2 separate regions of the Mus musculus genome follow, and region 2 is linked to region 1. The links are chromatin loops, found by intact Hi-C in ENCODE. Cell type or tissue: left cerebral cortex. All regions are shown on one strand. Each heading gives the region's core, and the rest is flanking DNA. Links, peaks and the distances in the headings are about the cores only.

Region 1 (10,973 bases), core at 2,231-10,230:
TTTTCTCGGTTGGAAATTATTTATTTCATGCAAACTGTAAACTTTCTAGGAGCAAGAATACAGTGAAGCTGTGGCAACATATTAGCACCCAGGAAGCCAACGTAGGAGGGTAGAGAATTCAAGGCCAGCCTGGGCCAGACAAAGAGGCCTGAACAGCAGCCTGGGATGGGGTGGGGATAGGGAGGATGCTAGATGTTATCTCATCAAGCTGGGAACTTTACAGCATTTTAGATTATCAAAACTCACTACCCTTTTCCTGAACGCTCACCAACTAAGAACCACACCGTTCACCTCTCTTCCCATTTCCATTTGTTGCTTTTCTTCCTATCACAGCTCTGGCTGTGCCTAAGTACAGCTATTCTATCCTTTGGAATTACTTCTATTATATAATAGAAATATACCATGTCCTCTCCATTCTGCCTTTAAAACTGACTGTAATGTCTGACTCTATGCAGGTGTTCTTTGCAATTTTTCAGTACCAGCCACTGCCACCACCACCGCCTCCTCCTTTCTTTCCTGTATTTATTTGATATGTGATTGACCATGTTTGTTGGTATTTTCTGGAATATCTGACTCTGGATACGAGAGCTGCCACCACTTGTGAGTGGGAAGAATGGATGGCTTGCTTACTGAGTAAGGTTTGCTCTCCTTTAGGGGACACTTCTACACACCCTGGAGGATCCCACAACCTAATAAAATGTCTGCCCCAAGATGTGTCCCCCAGGAGATACGAAATGCTTGGTCTGAATTCTAAGTTTACAAAAGATTATTATTTATTACAGAAATTGTCAGGACAATGTGCTTCACAATTAGTCAAAGGGACTTCCTAGCTCAAACCTTCAGCTTTTGGATTTTATTCAATGCCTTTCTAACAAAAACAAAACAAAGCAAAACAACGACAAAACCCTCAAATAAAGCGAGCTGGATTTGACTTCATTCCTGCATCACCCCAGATTGCAAGGCCTATACTGCTGTCCCGTGCAAAGCATGTTGTGTCGCACACCGAGAGGTTCAGATATTCTTTTGATCTCAAATATGTAATTAGATTCACTTCTTCCTGGCAAACTGATTGGCTGGGTTTGGTGTGATGTACTGGCTTGGAAGGTTAGTGACGTTCCTACTTTAGAAACACCAAGAGAAGTTTCACAGGAAGTCATAGGAAGGAGTGATGTTTTTATTTCTAAGATTTCTGGTTTTGGAATAAATAAGAACCCTCTTTCTTTTTCTAACCCATTCTAAGAATTTGTTGTCATAATAGGTTGGGATAAAAATGAGTTTAAGAAAACTGAAGACCTTTACAGATATACTTCCATTACAGAGGGATAATTACAAGGACACACCTACACCTGTTAATCAGGGTCTGCCTTCCCATGAGTGCCCAGAGATGCTCTGACAGACAGATGCTCTTTTTGTACTCTGTCATTGTCTTCAGACACACCAGAAGAGGGCATTGGATCCCATTACAGATGGTTGTGAGCCACCATGTGGTTGCTGGGAATTGAACTCAGGACTTAATGGAAGAGCAGTCAGTGTTCTTAACCACTGAGCCATCTCTCCGGCCAGACAGATGCTCTCGGACACTCATCTCCCTCCACCTGCCTCCTGCCCCCTCTGTGGGATGGTTGATCCTGTGTGTGTGGGGGGGGGAGGGGGGGAGACAAGCTGGTCCCAGACCTTTCTAAATCTACCAAGTTTCTTTGTCTCCAATTCTTACATGTCCAAGGACAGAGAACAAAAACACACGTTTGTAGGAGGATAACACTTGTCTTCTTACTAACTTTATCTTTTAAATTATTATTATTTTATTTGTTTGTTTGTTTGTTTTTTCGAGACAGGGTTTCTCTGTGTAGCTCCGGCTGTCCTGGAACTCACTTTGTAGACCAGGCTGGCCTCGAACTCAGAAATCCGCCTGCTTCTGCCTCCCGAGTGCTGAGATTAAAGGCGTGTGCCACCACGCCCGGCTTACCTTTTAAATTATTTTTTAAAAATTATATCACATTTTTGGAGTGGTTCCATCTGAGGATGTTGCTCTCAAATAAAGTGAAGAGAAGGAGTTTCATTATGCTGGAAATACACTTCCTGCCTTCAGACACCACTTTGGGAGGGACTGCTCCCAAGCAGGCTTCTTGTAGCTGGAATCTGTTCTGTAGCGTGAACCCAAACAAGAAGCCATTTCTGGCCTTTTCTTCTGCTTTTTCCTAAATAGTGTTAACATTGGAAAACCCACTTCTTATCCCTCCCATCTACTTATAAGTTTGATATGAAATAGTCTCACCTTGCCATAGCTATCCCAACAACACAGCCTCCAACTATGGACCAGAATCCAATCCAGCCAGCGTCTACCTGTTAACAAAGTAGCAGGCTTGTTATTAACATATTAATAGGTGTATTCATACAATAACATTAATACAAGACCTCTTCAGTCAATATTAACAGCTAGCTAAATGGCAACAAATCTAGGAAATATTTCTAAAAATGGATTAAAATGAAATGATTCATGTGTAACTAATGAATACAAATTTCTCTATGTATGTATTAATTTTTGTTGGAATGTTTAAGTCAACAAAACAATACCATTAAATATTTTCAGGCACGTGCTATATATATACTAGCATTGTCTAATACTGCCTAATGCTAAGACCTCTCAATAAGAAAGGATAGAAAACGTGGTGGTGCACGCCTTTAATCCCAGTACTCAGGAGGCAGAGACAGGCGGATTTCTGAGTTCGAGGCCAGCCTAGTCTACAAAGTGAGTTCCAGAACAGCCAGAGCTATACAGAGAAACCCTGTCTCTAAAAAAAACAAAAACAAACAAAAAAAAAAAAGAAAGAAAGAAAGAAAGAAAGAAAGAAAGAAAGAAAGAAAGAAAGAAAACAGTCCATGACCTCAAGAAGTTTAAATCCAGCTGTCATACATAAAACTCCTATAAAATAATTGGTTGCTAAAACATTTGGCCATCCTTATGACTGTATTGAGTGATAAGATACCGTGGGAGGAGAGATGGGGAGAGAGACCTAAGGCTGAGGAAGAAGATGGTAGTATAACCTGGATAAAACACATACCCCAGGCCTCATGTGACTCAGCTTGGCCCCCAGATGCCCGCACTACCTGAAAAGTTCCGGAAGCATTAGGAGGTACAGCCTACCTAGAGGAAGGAGTTTACTGGGTTCATGTCCCGAGGGACTGTGACTTGTCCTGGGCGCCTCTCTATGGGAACTTAACTGCTCTGCTGCCCGCCATGACATTTGGCGTCTCTCAGCCCCATAGCAATGTGCCATGCAGACACAGACTGGAATCTATAGGACCATAGGCAAAGCCGTGCTTGTTTCCCATTAAGTTGTTCTATCAAACATGTTGTCACTTTCAAGTCTGATGAAGACAAGTAGATAGAAGAGAGAAAAAAAAAGAGCTGAACTCGGAAACTGTTTTTATTCTTGCTCCTCGTGAGCTCAGTGACTCTGGTCAATTCACCTCCTACGTACAAAGTGGTGAGGGACACTGTGCGCAGACTTAGCTTGGTGAGCGGCACATAGCAAGTGCTCACTAAGCAGCAGCAGCTCCCATCTCAGGACGCTTCTCCCATTTTAGCTCTTCCCCGCCTTCAGGCCCATGTGCTCGGGGCACTTGTCACCTCTGCCCGTATCCCTACAGCACCTGTGCAGGCGTGTTCGAGCCCTGGTGCCATATGGAGGTCACCTTCTGGTGCCGGCCCCACCCTGCCTTTTACCCTGAGCCAGGGTCTCTTGTTCCTGGCTGCTAAGATGGCCCTCAAGCTTCAGGAGCTGCTCCTGCCTCTCACTGCAGGAGCACCGGGTCTGCAGACTCAGCCTCCACCACTGTTTTTACCAGGTTAGAACCTACACTTAGGTCCTCCTGCTTGTATGATGAGCCATTTACCCGCTGAGCCTTTGTCTCTCTAGCACAGCCACGCACACTTTCATCCGTCCCCTGGGTGAGTGGCAATGTGTGTCAGCAAGAATGTGGGCCTAGCTGTACTGATGCTGATCTTTTCAATCCAGTTATGATCTTTTTCCTTTGTTAAATTAAAAACTAAAGCATAACTTTAAATTATGTTTTAATATCTGGTGTGATCATGGACTCTGTATCTCTCAGAGTTTAAACATAGAAAGATACCAAGAAGGACTTTTTAGGGTTTGCAATACTAGTTAGTCACAGATATGCAAAATTCAACATCATTTAAATAGACTTGCACACTTCCTTATTAGAACTTATTGAGAACTGGAGAAAGTGGTTGTCTTGTGGCAGAGACTCATCTATGGTCTAGTGCACGTGTTGGAACCGAATCCCCGGTGAGACACTACAGAGAAGAGGGGCCTTTTATAAAAGAAGAGCTGCCTCGTCCTCTGCTGTGTGACGGTGCAGAGAAGGGGCGTCTGGAGGCAGAGAGTAATCTGGCAGATATGGAGCCTGCTAGTGTTCCAGAACTGTTAGAAATAAATTCCTGTTCCATCAACTTCCTAGTGTAAGGTATTTTGTTAAAGTATGTGGTGTGGACTGAGACAGGCACACGTGGTAATCTGGATTAGTATTGTGGTTGGGAATTACAAACTCTGGGAGGAAATCCATCTGAAGCCCGGGGGAGTGCGGCGGAAGGCAGGGTTATGCGAGTATGATTAGGCAGGAAGGGAATCCAGAGGGACAGGCTGGGCGTCTGCTTATTTCAGAACATGTATTTAAGGGACTGACACGTGGTTCATCTCATTCACCTATGAGAGAAAATATGGGTTTGGAGTTCTCTGTAGGGTGAGGACCTTGTGAAAACAGACTTGACGTGGGACCCTGATGGGCACACCGCACACTGGAAGTGCAATGGCCTTTCATGAGACTAAAGTTTAGATTTAATGGTTCCAGTCCTTGAAATCAGACTAAAGAAGTCTAGGTTCTCTCCAGAAAGCAGATAAAACCTCACAGTTCTCTTTGGAGAAAAAAACAGCACCCTCTCGCCATCCAGGTGATCTCTTTACAGCCTGTGCCTAACACTCAGCCAGACGTCTCCGTCACAGTAAAGCAGACCACAGGCCAGAGAACAGGGCCTGAGGTGCAGACTGAGAATGAGCGCCGCCGGGAGATGGAAAAGGTAAGTGTGTCTGTAGAACTCTGTACACTACAACAGAACAAATCAAGACTTATCACTCAAAAACAGTTAAAACTCGGAGGAATTTAATAGTATCTTACAGCTGAAGATTGACGTGTTGAGCTGGAAAAATGATAGATAAAATATCCAGCCAGAAGCACTGAAAGGTAAAATGACAGAATGCAGTGCAAAGGTGTAAGATGTACGGCTAGAGGTGCCACACGACAGGAAATGCAGCACAAAAGTGTAACACGTACAGCGCCACGTGAGGAACTGGGGAACATAAATCTTAAGGAGATGTTGGCTAAACATTTCTAGAAACTGAAGAGGCAAGTTCTACATCCAATGAGTCCTACAAACCTCAAGAAGCATGACTGTGGGGCTGGGGGTGTAGCTCATTGGGAGGGTGCCTGCCAATCATGAACAAAGCCCCAAGTCAGAGCTCTTGCATCTCACAAATGGAGCATGGTGACAGGTGACTGTGGCCCAGCACTCCAGAGGTGAAGACCAGGGATCCAGGTCATCCCCAGTTAAGCTGTGAGCTTGAGGTCACCCTGGGTTACACTGAGTTCCTGTTGCCAATCTTGTTTTAATTTTTAAACAAAAATTAAAATCTATAGATGTTATACTTGTAAAAGAAAACAGGATATGTTCTTATAAACACCTCCTACACTGCAATGGATTATGGAAATATTTTAAATTAAGTAATAATGATGAGCTTAAACACATTCAGAGAGGTATGGGCATAGATTCAAATGCAATAATAATAAGAGTACTACTTAATTAAACGTATGAGATGGGATGGGCAATCCATACTTTTTAAAAAAAGAAATTGCCTTAAAATGGATATATTTAAGTTGAAAAATCAAAGACACTCAGAGGCATTTACGTTTAAAAATTAGGAAAAGAAGCAAAGTAACTCCTTCTTATAGGTGAGAACAGAAGAACATGAAGAGGAAAGAATAAATCAACAGGATGTTCAGAAAAGAAACATTCAATAAAAAGCTAGTGGAATTACTCAAGGAAAAGCTATGTGAGAAGACACTGATATTCAGGGCAACTAATATCCTGAGTAACTGGTCCTGGAGGGCCAATAAAATCACCAGAGAGTAGATGACCATGACATACACTTTGCCAGGACACTGAACACGGGACATTGGCTGCTCTTCCAGAGGTCCTGAGTTCAAACTGCAGCAACTACCTGATGGCTCAAAACCATCTGTAATGGGATCTGATGCCCTCTTCTGGTGTGTCTGAAGACAGCTACAGTGTACTCATATACATAAAATAAATCTTTAAAAAGTTGTCCACTGAAATGTTAATGTAGGACTGCTTTAAGAAATCTATTTTTACTTAGTGTGTCCGTGTGTTTGCTATCATGCATATGCACCATATGTATGCAGTGCCAAGGGAGCTGGAAGAACCCTGAAACTAGAATTATAGATGGTTTGGGGCTGCCATGTAGGAGCTGGGAACTGAACCTGAGTCCTCTGGAAGATCAGCAAGTGCTCTTAACTGCTCAGATATCTCTCTAGCCCTAATTTTGTAACTTTTAAAGAAACAGATTCAATAGTTAAAACAATTTTTTTTCACAGAAAAGCAAATGGCTTAAACAGTAAGGTCTACCAAATATTTAGAGAAGAACAGAAGATCAAACCCATATTTTTTTTAAAATCTCTTTTTCTTTTTTGAAATGGGGTTTCTCTATGTAGTTCTGGCTGTCCTGGAACTCAGAGAGATCCACCTGCCTTTGCCTCCCGAGTGCTAGGGTTAGAGGATATACCACCACGCCTGGACCTCAAACTCGAACTCATAATCTTATATGAACTCTTAGAATAAAAGAAAAGATAGAATATGTCTCAAATTGCATCAATACCAGCATAACCTTGATACCAGTGCTAAGGCTGTGGCTCGGTTGGGAGAGCGGTGACCTACACGGCCTGGGTTGATCCCCAGCAGGGCAAAGCCAAGTGCACTTCTAGCCCAGGGGAGGAAGAAGCGGGAGAACCACAAGTCCAACTGACAGATCAGTTCACTGACAGGTTAGTCCACTGACAGGTCAGTCCACTGACAGGTCAGTCCACTGACAGGTTAGTCCACTGACAGATCAGTCCACTGACAGGTCAGTCCACTGACAGGTTAGTCCACTGACAGATCAGTCCACTGACAGATTAGTCCACTGACAGGTCATTCCACTGACAGGTCAGTCCACTGACAGGTCAGTCCACAGACAGGTCAGTCCACTGACAGATCAGTCCACTGACAGGTCAGTCCACTGACAGGTCAGTCCTCTGACAGGTCAGTCCACTGAGAGATCAGTCCACTGACAGGTCAGTCCACTGACAGATCAGTCCACTGACAGGTCAGTCCACTGACAGGTCAGTCCACTGACAGGTCAGTCCACTGACAGGTCAGTCCACTGACAGGTCAGTCCACTGACAGGTTAGTCCAGGGACAAAAGGTAAGGAAGCAGAGATGTACCTTCACTTCGTTTCAATGATTCAATCTTTGGCCGGGCAGTGGTGTCACACGCCTTTAGTCTCAGCACTTGGGAGGCAGAGGCAGGCGGGTATCTGAGTTCGAGGCCAGCCTGGTCTACAGAGCAAGTTCCAGGACAGCCAGGGCTACACAGAGAAACCCTGTCTCAAAAAAACCAAAGCAAAGCAACAACAACAACTGACTTAAACATCATATCAAACAGCTGTATGTTCCGCATGGCTACTGTGCTGCTTCCCTAGAGGATACAAGGATGTACACTCACGAACTAGGAGCAAGCGAGGGTTTTTTCCCTCTATCTTCTGCAATATAGTCTTTGCTAAATCTAACACCTAGACTATTGAAAAATTGGATTCTGTTGATTACTCTTTTCTTGTTTAAAACATGGAGCATAATTTCCAAGGTTTTTGCATGTCTAATAGGACTGTTATATTCTACTTTGATGGGTGGTAAACATAGAAAGTGCACTCTTTAGTTGTCCTCTATGCTTGGTGACACTGCACTGTGGAGGACGACCTGTGTGTGCTTATGGTAGAGAGGAAAAAAGACTTGGACCTGTGTTTGGGAGGGCTCACTGTCACAGTAGCCTGTGGTCTTCAGGGCTTGCTGCAAGCTTTGCTAACGGTGGTTCATACAGAGTAAACCTTTGTCTACAGAAGGGATGATTTTTCATTCTGCACTTAATATTCACGAAACCTGGCTTGACAGCATAGGTCTGTAAGGCCAGATATAGGGAGGCTGAGGCAGGAGGATTGTAAGCTAAAAGCCTACTTGCATTATGACTGAATTCAAAGCCAGAACTGGGCAACTTAGTGAGGCCCTGTTTCAAGGGGGCTGAGATTTCATGACAGTAGTAGAGCCCGTGCCTAGCCTGTGTGAGGCCCTGAAGAGGTTTTGGGGTGCTGTGATCCTGGCTCCATACCACAATTCCACCTCTGTTGTCTTTGCTCTACTTTCAACTCTGTGGCAGGCTACCAACTAAGCCACTTGGAGCTCTAGGTATGCAGGCCATTTTTCAGCCTTCAGGAGCAGGAAGGAATGACCCTATTTAGGGCTACTAGCAAGCCTCCTCCTCATTCCTCTTTTCTATTTTTCTGCAAGAAGGGTGGGCAAGAGACTTGAACAGGCAGTCACAAAATAGGACATTCAAATATCCGCTAACAGTTGAAAAAGAAAGTCCAGATGTCCCTGTGAATGCACACAAGGCTCAGTCATTAGCACATCTATGAGAAGGCTTCAAACACTGCTGTATAGCCACGTGTTCTATTGACGGGCAGCAGGAGAAGCACCAGCTGCCGCTGACAGGACTGTAAGGGATACAGCTGCCTCAGACGGGACTTACACTGCCTGTCAAAGGAGGCATACGGAAAAAGCAGCAGTTCCATTCCAAAACACACAAGCAAAAGGACAGTGCATGAGAATGGTCACACAGCCCCACTGTGACAGCAAAGAGTGGGAGACAACCCAAGGGCTCATTAAAAGCAGATGGCCAGACTGTTCACTCAGAGCAATGGTGGCACAGTGGTATGCTGGGTCTCTATCTGCCTTTCCTACCAGCAAAGAGAATGCAGTACAGGCATCGAGCATGGTGAAAAGGTTTAATCTCATGGGTAATTCTTCCGAGTTTGTATATGTGTGTGTGTGTGTGTGTGTGTGTGTGTGTGTGTGTGTGTGTGTGTATGCGTGTGTGCTTGTGTGTGTGTGTGTGTGTGTATGCGTGTGTGCATGTGTGTGTGCTTGTGTGTACGCACTCGTAAGTGCAGGCTGGAGAACAGTGTGTGGAGACTCAGATCTCTCCTCCTGCGTGGGTTATGAGTATCAAACTCAGATCATCAGGGTTTACCCACGGAGCCATCCTGCTGGCCCATGGTTATGTTTTATAAAAAGGAGGCATCCTAGTTCGGAGACAAGAAAGTACTTAGAATAGCAATATATCAGGTGATGAGTTTGTAATTTATCAAGTATGAAACAAGGATGAAGGATAAAGTTACCCAAACTAAGGCTTTTTCTCTTTTGTCTATCAGTATTAACAGCAGCCAAAGAAATTCGAAACTCAACACTGATGTTAAAAATCAAGTTTTCAACTGTCCCAGAGGAATCTTGTTTAGTTAGGCAACACTTTACCTAATCTTTGAAGCTAAAATCAAAACTTATCACCATTATTTATAAATTAAATGAGCTAAAATACCAACAACATATACAGGTACAAATACTTACTTGACTGACATGCACTGGTGTTAAAATTAAGTCCAGAACTCCAGACCAGCCAGCAAACACACCAAGTGGTATTGCGTATGCTAAAGCAATCATCAAAAACCTCAAATTGCTGCAAAAGAAAAGATTATTACAAATTTAAAATGTAGAATTTAAACTATTTATGAAATACTTAAGTCATTTTGAAACCAGAACACAGAATAAGGAGTGTGTGTCCATTTGTTGATAAACTTGAAATTCTCTAACATTTTATTTTCTTATAAGAATGAATTCTGTGGCACCCAGCCCTAAATGGGATGATTTTATCACAGCCCTGCCCTCAAGGTCAGTAGATGGGAAGATTGTAAGAGCCAGAGTTGGTAGAATCAGGGAACCAGGACAGAGGCACATACAAACTCAGAGACCATGGCAGCATGAGCAAGACCTGCCTGGGTTCAATACACACAAAATCCAGCATCGAGAGGAGAGTGGACACAAAGTCTCACCCCTACCCAAGAAGCTCTTTGTATATATCTGCCGGGAGCAGGAAAATCAGTTTTCTTTAGTGGAATCACAGGGTAATATCAATCACACTCCAGGGCAGGCCCCACGCTCAGAAATAGTTGGCTAACACAAAACGGACCCCACGGTTCTTTTGTTTTGTTTTGTGTTTGGCTTTCTTAAGAGAGAATACGAAGCTGGGTGGGGAGGGACATAGGTAAGAGCCTGAGATGAACTGGAGGAAGGGAAAGATTATGACCAATATATATTATGAAAGTTACAAAGCCCCAGCAAAACAAGAGATTGCATAAGTATCCTTTCACTTATAGCTCTTAAATCCCCAGGGTTTGCTGTGCTATACTAGTAAGTTGTTATATTGCACTTAGGAGGCTGAGGCAGGACAGTTACTTTGAGTTTGGGGCCATGAGTTCCAGAACAGCCTGGGTTACAGATCAAGACCTCATCTTAAAAAAAAAAAATCAAAACTAAACAAAAGAAAACCCATATAGCATCTAGGAATAAACCAGGAAGGCCAGGGACTAATATGAAAGAGAGAGAGACAGGGAGGAAGGGAGAGAATAAGGAAGAGGGGGGAGGGGCGAGAATCTTAAACCTAACTACAAGAACAGAAACAATCTAAATAGATGCACAGTCTTTACACTCTCAGCCTACATGTAAATTCAGTGTA
Region 2 (10,973 bases), core at 1,513-9,512, 410 kb before region 1:
TCCTTGTGGAAGTTTTCTTACCAGGTCTCACACGCTCACAGGCTGATTTGTAAAACAAAACGGGAAGATGGGCAGAGAAAGAAAGCAGAGCTTCTCTGGTGTGGTGACTGGTTTCTTCATCACACTGGCAGCAAATTTATGTCCTCTCCTTCTTCCCCTGAAGGCAAAGGCAAATCATCCGAAGGGAGATGTCAGACATCATGGTCAGGAGCCTTGCCTTGGGCTTGCCTCAGCCAGATCTGCAGTGTAACAAACGCTCCCACAGTCACATGAAAGAAAAGCTGCCAGAGGTTGCGCAGTTCGTAGAGATACATGTTGCACAGACAGATTAAGCCGAAAGTCAGAAATGACTTGACATTCCGCCAGCTGGTGTAGTACACAAGTAAATAACACTGTTCAAAACATAAAAATCAGAGTTGGTTAGGTTACAGGAAAAGAGCTAGATATGTAACAGAGTAGAATAAAACATGAGAAGAAAATGAAGGAAGTTCCTAGAGAAGAAAAAGAGAATGTAAGCTATTGGAGAAATTCAGTCACGGGAGTTCCAGGGCTCGAAAGGGAAACAGATTTTCCCTTCTCTGTCTTTCGTTTTCAGAAGAAAAACATTCTTCATCATATGTTGAATGGAAGTACAGCCCGGTGACTCCCTTGTAAGACAGACTTCAGAAATTCTCTACCCTAGCAGGGAACAGGATAGATACACTGCTGAGCTCTCAGCCCCTGGGCCAGTGAACCCAGGAAAGCACAGAAACACCAGCCAACAGCTGAGGAAGATGGACGCTCCCACAACTGGAGTCTGAGGGGTAAAGAAAACAACAAGTCTGAGGTGTGAGAAACAGCGGGGGTGGGGTGGGGGGTAGAATGTGGCTGAGGCTGGGGGATAGTGAGGAGCTGCAGGAGTTGGGTCTTGCTCCTCAGCTGTGACAGAAACAAAGCCATTGCATTGTTGGGTCTCCACTGAAGGGACAGAGTGATATTAGCATATCTTCATCATTTAGCTTAAAGCAGTTATAGCTTAGAAAGTAGGAAAGGGGACAAAGAATGACAGTGAGTGCTCTTTCAGTGAGACAGTAAAGGTAGCATCCCCCACCCACCAGCCCTAGTACTGTCCCCTTTATCCTTCATTTTCCCACGTTATAAACATGCTTATTTTGCTTGTCACCTACAGCTCCTGTGCATTTGCTCATCTCCAGAGTCTAGAATAGTGCCAAGTACATAATAAGTGCTGTACAAAATTTAATGACTGAATGGATCCTTTTCAAGAATGTGCCTGAAATCTACTATCTGGGAAGTAAGGGATTTGTATACACTCGTGAAGTCTCTGAAAAGCAGCGGTAGTTTCTGTGAACTGTATCCAGGCTTCAGAATGGGAGGTAAGGGAGTTCTTGCCAAACATTAGTTCTTTCACGAGTGAAGATTAGTCCATATTTAAAACTGAAGAATGCACACCAGAGTGATGCTTTTAATCCCAGCACTTGGAGGCAGGAGAATCTCTGTAGGTTAGCATGGCCTATAAAGTTCCAGGCAAGCCAGAGAACTATACAGTAAGACCCTGCCTGCTGTTAAAAAAAACAAACCAAAAAAAAACCCTATTGCTATCTATATGCCACAAATAAAAGCATTTATTTTAAGAGAGTGATTTTCACTGTGAAATAAAGGTTTAAAGACATGAGTTTTCTTTTGAATAAACTTTGGACTTGGAGTAGATTTGAAATAGCAGAGCTGTACTGTTTCCACAGCCACCACAGAACAGTCATCACACCAGGACGTGATCACAGTGAGGATTGCTAACTGATGGGCTTTGATTTTGTCCAGTGTCCCATTAGGGACCTTTTTCCCACCCAGGATTCTGTGCTACTCTTAGCGGTCACGTCTCCTCCAATCTGTAATAACTTCTCAGTCATGACCTTGACAGACCTGATAAATATTCATCAGTTATGCTGGAGCTGTGTTCCTCAATTTGGATGTGTCCAGTGTTCCAAGATTGAGTTAAGCATATGTAATTTTGCCAAGAACAACACAGAGGTGCCAGGCAGTATGTTTTATCAGTGCTGTCAACTTGGACCCCTTGATGGGAATGTATGCCACCCTCTGCCTGCCTCAGTTATTACAGTGGTGTTTGCTTAATGGTGATTTAATAGTGACGTTTTATCTCCATCATTCTTTCTACATTCATTAATTGGAATTCTACTGTAACGAAAAGTTTTTCTTGTATTAAAATTTAATTGATGACTCAAGTTTTCACAGGCAACGAAGAAAAAAGATGCCTTGCAATGAGCGCTGTTGATATCACCTTGATGAAACATATTACACAGCTAAAATTTTACTCTAAGCCAAAAAAGAAAACAAAAGAAGAAAAAACTTGAAATATTCAGAAAGAAAAACCAACGGTAGCAACACTGTGACTAGGTATGACAGGTGGTCTTTTCCTTTTAAGTTTATGTTTCACAGTTGAAAAAAATGTATTACAAGTGTCTGACATGTTCTGGAATATATGGGGAAAATGAAAGTTTTATAAATAGAGGAGGACAATAGAACATCTAGGGAGATAATGTGTCTATATCTCAGTAAACGAAGTAACAACAGCAGACTATGACAAGTATCTATTGTTTGTTACCTATAGTCAGGAACCACTTTACAATCCATCAGGTTTTTAAATACTATAGATAATATTGAAGTGGAATTCTTAAAACCTCAAATAAACTATAGAAACATAGAAAAAAGAAAATTAAAAAATGAAAATAGAACAAAAAGAAAGCCCAATATATCTATAATTATATTAAATGTAAATGGCTTACATACAGCAACCAAAAGAAAGAGATTAGCAAAGTAGACTAAAAAACCAATTTCATTATCAGAAAATTGCATCAAATAACAGAGGCAAATTAAAAGTAAAAAGATGAAAAAGAATATGTCATGTACATTAATCAAAAAAGGAAAAGTATAAATATAAAAACACTTCAAAGCAAAGAAAATGATGACACATGAGTAAAACTGCCAAGACAACAGAGCAATCCTAAATTTGCATGAACTAAAACCACATAGCTTTAAAACATGTGAGACAAAACCAGAACTGAAATGAAACCTAGAAAGGTCAACTTCTAACTTCTAACAAGAGCAGAAATCAATAAAATTGAAAACAGAAAAACAGAAGAGGGACAAAAAAAAACAAAAAAAAAAACCCCAAAAACCCCAAAACAAAACAAAAACCCTGATGGACTGAACAGCTGGTTCAAACAGTGACATAGAAACTGACAGGACCAACTGTGACAATATAAATTACCAACATCAGAAAAGAAACACTATCATAAACATTGCAGACACCAAAGGAATAGAGATATGACTACCAACTCTATACATATAAATTAGATAAAATAGACCACTTCCACAAAACCCCCAAACTACCATAATTTCATCTGCTGAAATAGAAAATGTGAATCATTCTGTAACTATTAGGAAAACTGAATTTAAGGTGGTATATAGCTAGGGTAATAAAGACCATATGATTGTGGTAGAAGGATAATAGACCAAACTAACGTAATTCAGAACCCAGAAAGTCTCACAAAATACACCAACTGAGTTCATATAGAGGTGCAAAAGCAATTCCGTGGAAGAAAGCAGTCTGATAAAGAAATGGTGCTGCAGCACTCGATCACGAACAAACAATTTAAAAAGAAAAAGAAGCAGGATTAGTGACTTGGTTGGGCACAGAGGTGGCATGCTATAGGGGAGTGAACCTGTGCTCTAACTCTGCAACAGTAGCCTCGGCTCCTCCCTTTTCCTGTTATGCTGCCACAGAACAGTACTGAGTCCTTCTGTCCTCATTTTTATAAATGAGACAATAATCTTATATGACAGGGTGTAGGATTAAAGTGGGAAACCCTCAAGAGAACACTGTGCAAACTGAAGCACACTGTGTTCCACTATCAAACACATGGCGTCACATTACCTGTATGAAGTGTCATTTGAAACCTGTCAAATTTAATAAGACTTCTAAAGATAACATTAAGAAAGTTTAAAGATTTTAAAGTGAAGCCACTAAAACTAAAATGTATAATGTATGTTTGTGTAGAGCTCAAATACCTATCAAAGTATTTTCCCCCGGCGTCCTACTAAATTTTGGGTAGTCTTAGGTCCACACTGAGCTTTAAATAGTCCTACCTTTTCTTTCTTTTTCCCATAGACGCCAAAGGAACACGCCACTTATAAAGGTTGGGTCAGTGGACCCTGTTTGCTCCTTATGGTCTAACAAAGTTATTCCTGAGTATTCCTCACTGCCATGGCCATTCTTCCCATCTCTCCTGAGACTGATCTCCCTACTGGCCAGGCACAGAACCTGCCCCCACCCCCACCCCGAGTCGTCTACACATTCACTGGCCTTCCTTCTCAGTGGCAGTATTTCTTTCACGGCCTTGCTGCTATTGCCAAACTTCACGCTCCCTTTATTTTCCATCTGAATTGCTAGAATCATCTCCCAACTGGTTTCCTAACTGCCAGTCCTTCTGTTTACAATCCATCCTATTCGCCTCTACTGAAAAGTCATGCCTACTTAAAAATCCTAAAATATTACTTTGCTGTGTCACTCCTTATTAATGGCTTCCTCCAGAGCACAAATCCTCTCGTTCTCACTAGACAACTGAGAAGTAGCCTTTCTGCCGCAGGCACATGACGTGGCACCCCTGATAACCCACCACAGAGAAAGGGTTAGGACTAAGTCCACTGTGAACATCTGCCTACAACTCAAGATTGACGTGTAGGTTACAAAGATAACAGAAGACCAAATTATAGGAGAGGCAAATAACTCAGACACCATTTTTATGTATTTTAAACACACAGGCAATTATGAGACCCGACATCTGAAACAAATAGCAATGGGGAAGTGTTTGTTACAAATGGGAGGAAACCTACCTGGTAAAGGCAGGCTGCTGTCCCAAGGAAAAATGCAATAATGTAATTAAGATCCTCACCATCACTCTGTAAAAAACAAATCAAGATTACCTTTTGATTGGCAGTACTTACTTAAAAAAAAAAAGCCAAAAACAATCTACCAGGATAGGATATGTTTATGTTTATACACACTCAAACATTTTACAAAGTGGTGTATAAAAAATAGAAATATAGAACACATGGTAAGGCAGGGAGCGAGGAGTAACTGGAGATCTGATTCAGCAGCTAAAAGTACTGACTCCCTCTCCAGAGGACAGAGGTGCAATTCCTAGCACCCACATGGGGACTGACAATGTGTCCAGGTGCGAGGGATCCAGTGCTTCCTTCCTGACCTTCATGTTCTCCAGGCAGGCACACAAGTGGTACAGAGACATACATGCAGACAAAACACCCATGCATACAGATACATTTAAATTTAAAAGGCAGAGGAATGGGACATTGAAGAAAACTGCCTGCATTCTCTGTGTCTTAACTTCACCTATCAGCAGCCTGTCACCCCAGGGATGATGAGAAGCACCGAGGAAAAGCTAGCTTCCTCACAATACAGAAAACCTCTTCTTCCAGTAAAGCCACATGAAAATGCACTCCACCCTGGCAGTGAGCAAGCTCCCCCTGCTCGTGAGGCTCACCACTTAAATACAATCTGACAAGCTCTACTCCCCGGAAGCACATAAATGAATTGCCTAATAAAGTAACTTGGCATGATAAATAAAACTGTGGTGACTGAAAAGCTACTGTCCACTAGAGTGTGCTAAATCCCCAAAAGAAAGATCAGGCCTGGTTATAATGTCACTGAGCTAGAAAACAGTAAGGAAGAATAGCCAGAGCCTGTGAGAATAGAGAACCATACACTTGTCCTTTGTTCCTAGCAAGTACCGGCATTCAACTTCCTTCACTGTGTGGACGAACAGTACACAAAACCAAGGAAGGAGGAGTGTTTTTCTTCCATGCAGGGACATTACACTAGACCTCTTATTTTAGGAAAAATAATTTTCTTTTTCCTACAGGATCTCATGATGTAGCCCAGGCTGGCCTCAAATGCTCAATCCCCTTGCTCAGCTTCCTAAGTGCTGGCATTACAAGACTGTGCCACCAAATGTGCCTCTCTCTGCCCATGTGGGTGGAAGGATCGGTATACAATAGAAAGAAAAGCAAATTGCTTTAGTGCAGTTGATTGAGTACAGAACAGGCCACAAGGCAGAGTGGCTTATGCTAGTGAGATCTTGGAACAGAAACTATTAATCCCCCTAGGATGCTCAGGCCAGTTCTGCCCCAGAAGCAGGCAGTTCAACAGTTTCTACGTTTTTAATTCAAAGGCTTGAATTAAACTGCTTATTTTTTTAAGTCCTTTTTCCCAATTATAAAAGTTTATGTTCAAGCTAGTCAGTGGTGGCGCACGCCTTTAATCTCAGCACTTGGGAGACAGAGGCAGGCAGATCTCTGAGTTGAAGGCCAGCCTGGTCTACACAGTGAGTTCCAGGACAGCCAGCTCTATATAGAGAAAGCCTGTCTCAAAACACAAATACGCGTACACACACACACACACACACACACACACACACACACACACACACACACGCACGCACACTATACAAAGAAGTCCATGTTGTTCTTATATAAAGGAACAATGATTGTTAACCTTTCCGAGTGTTTCTGGCTTTTTCTCTCTACCTCTCCACTCTCCATCCCCAAAGAAATGAACCTATACTTTTGCATGCTGCTCTTTAGTATTTTGGTTGAGTCATAAACACTTTCTAACATGGTAAATACATCAACCACAGAATATGTGAAAGAATATATAGCCTTTCAACATATCACAGGACCTAATTACTGGTCCTATAATGTAACAGGTTTTTTTTTTTTTTTTCTGAGAGTACACTGCCATTTGAAATCTTTCTTAATTGATTTTACAATACCTCAAAGCATGTTTCCAGAGGCAGTCTGTGCTTAAATCTTTATTCACAAGCTGTATTTTTTATTTCTTAACTCATTTCTGCTTTGTAGTAAGTACTGCAAACAACTCTCGAGTCTGAGGACCCTAGGGCATTAGTGCTCTCTAGTCCTTGGGCATGTGGAGTCTAAGCCTCCATCCTGCACACTTCAATATGAGACCCACAGCATCCTATCTGCAACGAGCTAGTTACTGGCAAAGAGATCACAGGTCTCCTGACTTCCAGGGCAGCATTTCTGTTATTGTCACAGGATTCATTTTCTAATACTCCATATGAAAAGTAGCTCTGCTTTCGCCTTGATCTAATTATCATCATTTCAAAACTGATCGTTAGAAGAACCCCTGCACTATAAACAGTGTGATAAAAGCTTATACACTCCTGAGGTGTCAACTCACAACAACCTTATTAACATCTCTAAACTCAGAACAAAGCTAGGAAGCAAGTGCAAATAATCCAATTTACACATTACTCTGAACATGAAATCAGATTTACCAACTTAAAAATAAATATATATATAGAGAGATAGATATAGATATAGACAGACAGACAGACAGACAGACAGACAGACAGAAAGAAAGAAAGAAAGAAAGAAAGAAAGAAAGAGAGAAATACATACACACATACAACAAAGAAAAACTTTGGTGCCACATATTTTAATAAATTCTATCACTCTTAGTAACAGTTACTAATCTAGAATAAGCAAACTTATGCTGAGTCTTATTTTTTCATTTTCTTCACACTTTGTGTCTGCGTATGGTTGCACATATAAGCATGCACATACACATGTCACAGCAAACAGATGGAGGTCAGAGGAAAACTTGCAAGAGTCAGTTCTCTCCTTCCATCCTAGGGGTCCTGGAATCCAACTCAGCAATTAGACCTGTAGCAAGAGCCTTTACCAGCAGAGCCATTCCACCAGCACACTTATCTGGGATCTTTAACAACAATGGCAATACACAGGAATGCTGACTCCTGTAGGTCTGCAGAGTTAAACATGCCACAAACATAAAGTAACATACTAGAAGATAATAATTCTTATTATTCAGAGTATTTACAAATCAAGGTTATAAAACTATAAACTTTAAATTAGTACCTATCTACTATACTATTCACAATCAGGAAATATACAATATATCATCCACTAGATTAAAGTTATAATTTTCAATAAATTCTTTACTTATTTTTCCTGTTTTAACAACAGGGAATCACTATATAGTATTGAATGGTCTGGAACTCACTATATCAGGCTTGCTTTGGACTCACAAAGATCCTAAAGGCATGTGCTATCACACCCAACAAATAAACCCTTTACTTTATAAATCAAGTTTTATAGAACTATGGAAGCTGTTGATTTTTCAGCTCTTTCACTAGCAAGAACTGAATAACTCCACTTATATAATTCTTAATATTTGTACAAAATTCTTCAGAGAAAGCTTCAGGAAGAACTATTTAACTTGTGATTTAAAGGGATTATTCCTAACACAAAATGCACTGAGAAACCAGAAGAGACTAGACCAAGTCTAAAGGCTTTAGTGAAGACAAAAAAATGACTTTTCATCCCGTATAAACTGTGAACAAGAATAACTCTGAAGGAAAGAAAAAGTGACCAACATCATGTCATTGTTACACAAAAGATTTACCTGTATCTGAATTTTTGGTACTTGAAGAATCTACCTATTAAACTGGATTAACAAAAGATGTTATTTTTTTTGCTTCTGTTTACCCTAGAGAAACTGTTTTTCATTGCTGAGGATTGAACCGAGCGATCTCGTACTGTTAGGCTACTGTTCTAGCATTAAAGTTCTACTCCTAGCCCAACAGTTGTTTTGGTGAGCAATTTTACATGGTTCAAAGTAAGAACCATCTAGGAAGAGGCACTTAGTGAAGCCTTGCTGCCTCTCCATTCGTTCCCCATCTGCCAGTCCACCATGTGTATTACCTTCCCAACCTTGCAGAGCTTGTTTATGCAGATTAGAACATGCTGTTATTCAACCAGACCATTCTTGCTATTTGCGTATGGAGGAAGGGCAGTAAGTTGACAGGGGCTAGTACACACAAGGTCCATAGGCCCGACCTGCATTTCACTGGCATTCTCAAACTGGCACAGAATTTATATATAGACCTTAAAACACAGATCAGATTCCTAAACCACGCTCCATTCTAACTGGGGCATTAATGTCCTCACATGGCCTATGCAGACCCCCACAGGCAGAGGAAGCCTACCTAATCATGCTTCTAAGAACAGGCTAAGTTCAACAGGTTGAACTTTTAACTGCTGCCAAGTAGGGTTGCACCTCACTGGAGAACATCAAAATATCAAAGCTCGGGGTAAGAAACATGTCTCCCTTCCAGTTTTCCTTGGACTGATCACCAAAGAAAAAGTCTTTGTTTTACTCTTGGCTTCTTAACTACGCTTTTGTGTGTGTGTGTGTGTGTGTGTGTGTGTGTGTGTGTGTGAGAGAGAGAGAGAGAGAGAGAGAGAGAGAGAGAGAGTGTGTGTTGAGACATGGTTTCACTATGTAGCCTTGACTGGCCTGGAACTCAGAGAAATCCACCTGCCTCTGCTTTCCAAGTGCTATATTAAAGGAGTATTCCACAGACCCAACTAAGATAGATTTTTTTTAGATTAGCCATAGTCATATAGAAAATTGAGTAGAGAGTCTTCATACTCAACTCCTGGCTCAGTTTTTAGTAACAACTGGAATTGGTGTGATACATTCACCACAAATGCTGAGCCAGTATTGACATATTACCACCCGGTAATTTCCTCTCTTCCTGTTGTAGGCTCTGTGGCTTGGACAAATGCACAATGGCAAGCACCACCACTAAGTCACAAAGCACCACTGCATGGCCCTGAGAATCTCGGACTTCCCATCCCAGCATAACTATAGAACTTACTGTCTATAGGTCTGCCTCTTGCAGAAAGTGTCCGGGACGTAGTTTTTCATGCTAGCTGCTTTCATCAAGCAACATGCACTTTAGAGGTGTCTGTCTGTCTTTTGTGACTCCCAGCCGTGTCCTCTATCACGGAATGGTTGTCGTCTACTGTATGGATTACTACCGTTTACCACTCACCTTCCATAGCTGTTCCCTTGAAATCATAACTAAGTTGATATAAACACCCACATGTTGAAAGTGCTCTACTTATTTGGTGAGAGACACCTAAAAGCACTATCACCAGATGAGAGAGTAAAGCTTTGTTTAGCTCTGAGAGAAACAGCCCAGCTGTTTTCCAGAGTTGCAGTTAACGTTTTACACTCCCACTTAGCAGCAAATGAGGGTTCCCTTGTTCCATACCCTCATCAGCATTGGGAAGTGTCAGCTGTCAACAGTTGGGGCATGTTCTAACAAGTGTTTAGTGGCATCATATTTTAAACTTGCAGTTTTTTAATGACACAATGTCCAGCATCTTCTCACATGCCTGTCTGTCACCTTCAGTATCTTCTGTGGTGAGGTTTTTTACTGATTTTTTTACCACTGTTAACAGGTTGATCTGCATTCTTAGTTTTCAGATTTCTTGGTGTATTTTAGAATCACCCTCTCCTCTCCTTAAAGATTTCTTCCTATTTATGTGTTAGTTATTTGTACATTATGACAAACATCTCTTGGGTCCTCTGGAAGAGTAGTAGTAATAAGCTCTTTACTGAAAAGCCATCTCTCCAGCCCTAGAGAGTCACGGCTGGAGGTTTCCAAGTATCTTTTCCTAACCTGGGGCTTTTTTCATTCTCTTAGCAGAGTCTCTCACAGAACAGACATTGATAGATGTAGTGATGCCTAACAGCATATTTTTCCTTCACAACACTTTTGGTGCTGTACCTAAGAACTCATCCCCAGACCCCAGGCTCACACCAGAGTTCTCTTATGCTGCTTCTTTTAATTTACAAATTTTAAGTTTTGTTCTTCACATTTAGATCTATGACCCACTCTAAATTCCTGTTTACTCAACTTGCAGTATCTACAGATTTATTCCTTGGCATGTAGCTTTCTTGTGTTGCAGCACCATGTTAAAATGACTGCCCATTCTCCATTGATTTGCTTTTGCTCTTTTGATAAAGATCAGGTCGCTACATGGAT

What was found. Hi-C counts contacts between places; a loop is a spot of excess contacts. Peaks named below come from ENCODE experiments on the same cell type or tissue, not always from the same donor. Only the 100,000 strongest peaks of a DNase experiment are listed, where the experiment ranks them.
Region 2: a loop joins it to region 1, with 4 times the contacts of the local background. A loop is called at or near these places in 8 of 42 quality-filtered maps.

The regions. Positions count from the first base shown.
Region 1 is chr16:35,720,478-35,731,450 of GRCm38, forward strand. It overlaps Slc49a4 (solute carrier family 49 member 4), which reads right to left. Exons shown (of 9, transcript NM_153550.4): 5 at 9,809-9,917; 6 at 2,276-2,343. Gm25967 (a small nucleolar RNA gene) reads right to left here and starts at 1,756; the gene lies at 1,610-1,756. In left cerebral cortex, for the core only: CTCF peaks have their summits at 6,328 (motif pointing left) and 6,533; a DNase peak (open chromatin) is centred at 8,881.
Region 2 is chr16:35,313,896-35,324,868 of GRCm38, forward strand. It overlaps Sec22a (SEC22 homolog A, vesicle trafficking protein), which reads right to left. Exons shown (of 7, transcript NM_133704.4): 6 at 4,909-4,974; 7 at 1-392. The coding sequence ends at 192. Among named protein-coding and RNA genes, the nearest start is that of Sec22a, 45 kb to the right of the region's middle. In left cerebral cortex, for the core only: a CTCF peak has its summit at 5,695; a DNase peak (open chromatin) is centred at 5,703.